Regions from separate parts of the Homo sapiens genome. Here region 2 is linked to region 1. Evidence: chromatin loops called from intact Hi-C (ENCODE). Cell type or tissue: IMR-90. All regions are shown on one strand. Each heading gives the region's core, and the rest is flanking DNA. Links, peaks and the distances in the headings are about the cores only.

Evidence for each region. Hi-C counts contacts between places; a loop is a spot of excess contacts. Peaks named below come from ENCODE experiments on the same cell type or tissue, not always from the same donor. Only the 100,000 strongest peaks of a DNase experiment are listed, where the experiment ranks them.
Region 2: a loop joins it to region 1, with 4 times the contacts of the local background. A loop is called at or near these places in 13 of 110 quality-filtered maps.

The regions. Positions count from the first base shown.
Region 1 is chr12:119,900,741-119,903,943 of GRCh38, forward strand. No RefSeq gene overlaps it. Among named protein-coding and RNA genes, the nearest start is that of CIT, 25 kb to the left of the region's middle. In IMR-90, for the core only: a CTCF peak has its summit at 1,486 (motif pointing left); a DNase peak (open chromatin) is centred at 1,471; H3K27me3 peaks cover 143 bases.
Region 2 is chr12:119,691,678-119,694,880 of GRCh38, forward strand. All of the region lies in intron 46 of CIT (citron rho-interacting serine/threonine kinase), which reads right to left. Among named protein-coding and RNA genes, the nearest start is that of MIR1178, 20 kb to the right of the region's middle. In IMR-90, for the core only: no CTCF peak of the experiment used is centred there; a DNase peak (open chromatin) is centred at 1,484; H3K27ac peaks cover 613 bases.

The DNA.
Region 1 (3,203 bases), core at 310-2,809:
TAGTTTTGCCAGGCTGGTCTGGAACTCTGACTTCAGATGATCTGCCAGCCTCGGCCTCCCAAAGTGCTGGGATTACAGGCGTGAGCCACTGTGCCTGGCCTATTTAACTATTCTTTAGCATACAGTTCAGTAGCATTAAGTACATTCATAACGTGCAATGAATCATGATCACTGCCTATTTTCAGAACTTTGTCATCATCCCAAACAAACTCTGTACCTATTAAACTACATCTTTTCATTTTCCCTCGGCAACATCCGTTCTGCTTTCTGTTTTTTTGTTGTTGTTGTTGTTGTTTTTGTTTGTTTTTTAAACTGAGTCTCCCTCTCACTCTGTCACCCAGGATGGAGTGCAATGTCACAATCTTGGCTCACTGCAACCTGTAACTCCTGGGTTCAAGTGATTCTCCTGCCTCAGCCTCCCAAGTAGCTGGGATTATAGGCGTGCACCAGCACCCCTGGCTAATTTTTGTATTTTTAGTAGAGACAGGGTTTCACCATGTTGGCCAGGCTGGTCTCGAACTCCTGACCTCAAGTGATCTGCCCGCCTCGGCCTCCCAAAGTGCTGAGATTACAGTCGTGAGCCACCGCACCCAGCCTCTGCTTTCTTAACCTCTATTCTACTTTCTGTATCTATGAATTTGCCCATTTTAGGCACCTCATATAAGTGGAATGATATCATACAGCAGCCCTTCGTGCCTGGCTGATTTCGCTTAGCATGTTTTCAAGGTTCATCCATGTTGTAACATGTATTAGGACTTCATTCCATGTATGACTGAATAATATTCCATTGCATGTATATGCCACATGTTGTTTATCCATTCATCTGTTCATAAACACGTGGGTTGCTTCTGTTTTCTGAAAGAATGTTGGTGTACAAATATCTGAGTCCCTGCTTTCCATTCTTTGGGGTATATTTACATACGTAGGAGTGGATCATACGTCACTTCTGTTTCCTTTTTGAAGAACCACCAAACTGTTTCTCAAAGTGGCTGCACCATTTGAAATTCCCACCACTAACGAATCAGGGCTTCAAATTCTCCACACTCTAACCAACACTTAAATTATTTTCCATTTTATATATATATAAAACAATAAATATAAATAATATATAATATAATTACATTATATAATAATATATTATAAATTATATATTTTATATATTATAAATAATATATATTTTTCCATTTAATATCTATATTATATTATATATAATAGCCATCCTAATAGGGATGAAGTGGCATTTCATTGTGTCTTTTTAATTTCCTTGTTTAGCAATGTAAATTTTTCCTATGGAATGTAAGCAATTTTCTAGATCACATTCATTCCACACTACCTAATGAGCACCTGTACTTCTCTTCCAAATAGCCTTTTTAGAGTCCTGCCCTGGAAATTACTTCCGTTAGTTGCTTCCTTATCTTTAAACCATCTAAAGCACCATTGCTTGGTTTAGCATTTTACCTCCTCGAAGCAGAAGCGCTATCTAGTGGCCCAATAGAGTAGCTGCAGGGGCAGCCCCCATTTTCACTAGTGCCTGTCTTAGTAACAAGGTCCTTGATATGCTTTATCTGGTGCTGCTGATCTGGCAGTGCCATGAAAGTCGACATCCAAGTCTGACTCAGAGAGGGATGTCTCTACAAAGATGAGATAGATGGGCTTTCGCCCCAAATGACAATGTCTTCTCTGGTCTTAATTGCACCATTCCTAAAACAGGGATGATAGAAATACAGTTGACATTGTAAAAGCAACTGGTTAAATATTATGTCCAAAAAAACCCCCAATTTATTATTTTTCCAGTCTCTTCCTTCAACCATTCTCTATGGAACCTTCCTTTTCCACCCTTAAGAGACATCCCTAGCAAACGCTGTGGCTTTCATGTCCTCAACTTTCCCAAAGTGCCCCCACCCCACCCCCTTTATTTGAGATACGATCTTGCTCTGTTGCCCAAGTTGGAATGCAGCAGTGTGATCACAGCTCACTGCAGCCTCGACCTCCCAAAGCTCAAACAATTCTCTCCTCTCAGCCTCCCGAGTAGCTGGGACTACAGGCACACGCCACCACTCCTAGCTAATTTTTAAATATTTTTTGTAGAGGTGGGATCTCCCTTTGTTATCCAGGCTGATCTAGAACTCCTGGGTTCAAGCGATCCTCCTGCCTTGGCCTCCCAAAGTGCTGGGATTACAGGCATGAGCCATTGCCCCAGCCCCAAAGGCTCTGATAGTGTGTCTGATGCATCATCTCCTACTCCCCTCCCCGATAAGCCCAGCTTTGGAGTGGGGGGAAAGAATGATCTGTGGGGAGTGGTCTGCTCTCACATGCTTGCCCCACCCTCCTTCGTTCAAAGCTCCTCTGATGCTTGGGGCAGAGACTAGAAATAAAGGAAAAGGGCCACACCTTGTACAATTTTCTGACATAGGAAATGGACTCTTGCTTGGACTTTTCCAATTACCCTTCTCTCAGCTAAGCTCCAGGGAGTCCACTTAATTCATTCTTGTCCCACCCAACATCAGGAGTTCAAGCTTTCTCATTTCGCCTCCTCTCTCTGTCTCTCTACCCCTGTACCCCAACCATCTGCCTCCCGTTTTTCTCCCTTTCCTCAGAGATTACACGTATAAGAAAAAGGAGTATCACTCTTAGAAAAGGAGATCACAGCCCGGGAAGGCTGAGGCAGGAGGATTGCCTGAGTCCAGGAGTTGGAGACCAGCCTGTGCAACAAAGTGAGACCATCTACCCGACCCCACCTTCTCTACAAAAAAATTAAGAATTAGCCAGGTGGGGTGGCGTGCACTTGTAGACCAGGCATTCCAAATGATAGCCCAATATAAGATGAATGCACATACACACAAAATCAATAGCTTTCCATTACACTAGTAACAACCATTGAGCTAATGTTAAAGAGAAATTATTCTCCTCCAGTAACAACAAACTATCCAGTTCCTAGAAATCAACACAATAAGAAAAGGGCAAGGGGTTCATAAAGAAAACCGCAAAGCTTGACTACAGACTTACAAACAAGGCCTGAGTAAGAAAAGACAGGGATGATCTGTTCCTAAATAAGAAGTGCCAATGTTGTAAGATTCCTTTTCTTCCCAATTTAACATAAAAAGGAAAAGCAGAATAAATAAATGGTGGTGTATCCATACAGTGCAGTTCTACTCAACATTAAGAAGGTATGTGCGGCCAGGCACGGTGGCTCATGCCTGTAA
Region 2 (3,203 bases), core at 195-2,694, 210 kb before region 1:
ACTCCTGGCCTGGATATTTCAAATGAAGATTTCAGCAGACCCAGGGGCCAAACTCCCTCTCTGAAGATGTAGTAAGACCTACAAACACAGAGAGAACTGAAATGTGGCCTTCTGAGTCAATTCTTTCCCACCCTTGATCAGCTCTAAAAGTACTAGGGTCCCTATTATCTCAGCATAATTTGTGCTTGGAAAAGGCCCTACTTAAAATGGAGGAAAAAAATTACAGTGAATATTACTTGAAAACATATTTTGTTTGATTGAGGCTTTATCTTGGAATATAAACTTATTTTATGCTAGATATTTTTAGTATTTAAATTACAATGCAATTACATGCTGATTCCAAAAATGAACCAAGCATGAATCACAGAATGATTTGTTTTGTGCTAATTGTCTCAACAAAATTGCTGCTAACATGCTCTGACACCAACGTTGGACACATTGGACTTTTGCAGTGGATCCTAAAGAAGGCTCTTCAAAAATATTTGAAAAAGCCGGGCACAGTGATGCATGCCTGTAGTCCTAGCTATTAGGAAGGCTAAGGAAGGAGAATTGCTTGAGCCCAGGAGTTCAAGACCAGCCCGGGCAATATGGCAAGACCCCGCTTCTAAAAAACTAAAACTAAAAATTAAAACAAGAAAAGTGTTTTCCCAAAGGACTATCTTAATCCTTGATATTTAAATCCTTCTCATTGGAAGAGGCTATAATTTTATCAACTTGTTCATTTCTTTCTTCAATTATTGGTCTAACTGTATCAGAACCTCTTCTGTCAACGTCCATAATTGAGAAGCGACAGCAAAGACAGTGTTTATTGTGGAAGGAGAGACTCTAGAACAGGCTTGAGGGCCAAATCCGGAAGATGCTTGTTTTTATAAATACAGTTTTATTGGAATGAAGCCATGCCCATCTGGTTATGCATTGTCTTACAGCTGCTTCCGCATGACCACAACAGGGTTGAGCAGCTGAGACAGAGACCATATGGCTCACAAAGCCGAAAATATTTACCATCTAAACCTGTGCAGAAAAAGTTTGCCAATTCCTCCTCTACAATATAACAGAGAAGTTGGTGTGCAGAGATAATTTCATAAGGGCTCAGTTCATAGTGAATAGTTTCATGCCATGCTCTTGCTTTCCCATGCAACTGTAACGTTTGGAGATTCAGACAACGAATGCTCAGAAGGCCAGAACCCCTGTCTCTGCAGCAGTAAGATTTAAGATAACTCAGATTTCAACATCTTGAAATCAAGGTTTATATTCATCTCTAGCCATATGGCTTTGAAATCTGGAAGACAAACAAAAAAATAAATTCCGAGTAGGAGAACTACATTAAGCCTACTTGTAATGGAAAAGAAATGATAAGATGTGTCCACAAGAAACTATCATAAAACAAATGAGAGGGTGCTCACTGGCCAGGGGAAGAAGGATTGCTCAAGGGAAGGCCATTCAGGACGTCAGCTGAGATTAACGGGAGGAAGGAACACACCCGTCATTCCAAGCCAAGTGGGCAGTCTTCCATCTCCTTATCCATTAATGACCCATAATCTACCACATCAATTTTATGGTTTTTTGGCAAGGAGTTACGTTTCCTGCTCTGCTAAACAGACCAGGGCAACGAAGCCTGCAGTGAATCAGACCCAGAAAGCCAACCTTCTACATTCTCAACTGCCCAAAGAAGTCAGCGACCAAAAGATCATTCTATAAGCCAAGAGATAACCAACTACTGATTTTCCAGACATGCCACAGGAAAGCAAACACTTTTCTGCCCCTCGTTCTCAGGAACTGGAACTGTTTTGATCGCACAGTAAGCAACTCCTTTGAGAGACTATATAATCTCAAAAGCAAGGTGCCTGGCCACCTATCCAGTGAGGCAACGGAGGAAAAAAATCTAATTACAATATTTCAATGTGTTTCTGGCATGACTTGGGAACTACTTAAAAAAGATCTAGACATTTTCAGGGGAGGACTGTGGTGCACTGAGCAGTCACTCTTGAAGCAGGGCCAAGCCAAGAGTTAGGAGCATTTAATTATTGGCACTTCTGGTTTTTCAGCAAGTTCCTCAGGTTAAAACCACACTAACCAAACATTTCAGATTAATTAACTCCTATACATCAACAAAAGAGAGATTATTCATTAGGACAGTCTTGCCCAAGATCTTGGTATTTTGTAATATTAGTTGTGGTTCTTCCACCAAATTATGGGCTCCTGGAATATAAGAACATGCTTTCTACATCTCTGTATCCCCAGCCATAGACATTATGTCGGGCACATGGTATGGAGTCCACATAACTATTTAGAAGGTAGACACACCTTATAATAATCCAGAAGATTATCTTAGGTCATTTATTCCCGGGGTTAAATAATCTCAGACCTTCTTTGCAGGCCAAGGTTTCAAACTTCCTACACCTCGAGCTGGATCTAGCTCCTAGCACTGTGTCAAGACGAGGCCAGTCCCACTTCCACACGCAGCTGGTGGGATGGCAAATGGGAGAAGCCTTCAGGGCAGAAAACTCCACACTGTCCATCAGATTTACAAATCCACATCAGCCATCACCCATTCACCCACACTTTTCTAGGAATTTATCCTACAGATAGATTCCTCAGCATGTAAAATGACGTAAGGAGAAAGTCATTTATTGCAGCAACAGATTGGAGACAACTCGAACAGCCATTAATGAAGAAGCAGTTAAACCAATTAAGGTACAGCCCTGATAAGGAAGGTTGTGCAGGCATCTGGGGAGAAATGAATGAATAACTACTTCTCACACTGACACGGAGCAATCGCCAAGACACATCAAGGTACAGGAGAGTATGCAGAATATGCTGCCACTTGTATTAAAAAGGAGGGGTGGTTGCGTGTAGTGGCTCACACCTGTAATCCCAGCACTTTGGGGGGCCAGGGCAGGCAAATTGCTTGAGCCCAGGAGTTCAAGACCAGCCTGGGCAATGTGGTAAAACCCTGTCTCTACAAAAAATACAAAAATTAGCCAGGTGTGGTGGCGGGCGCCTGTAGTCCCAGCTACTCGGGGGGAGGCTGAAGTCGGGGGCTCTCTTGAGCCCAGGAGGCGGAGGTTGCAGTGAGCCGAGATCACGCCACTGTGCTCCAGCCTGGGCACAGAGTGAGACCCTACCTCGAAAAAAAATAAATAAATAAAAATAAAAAATAAATAAACAAGGAGGGGAAGGGCACTTCCAGAATGCCAGACTAA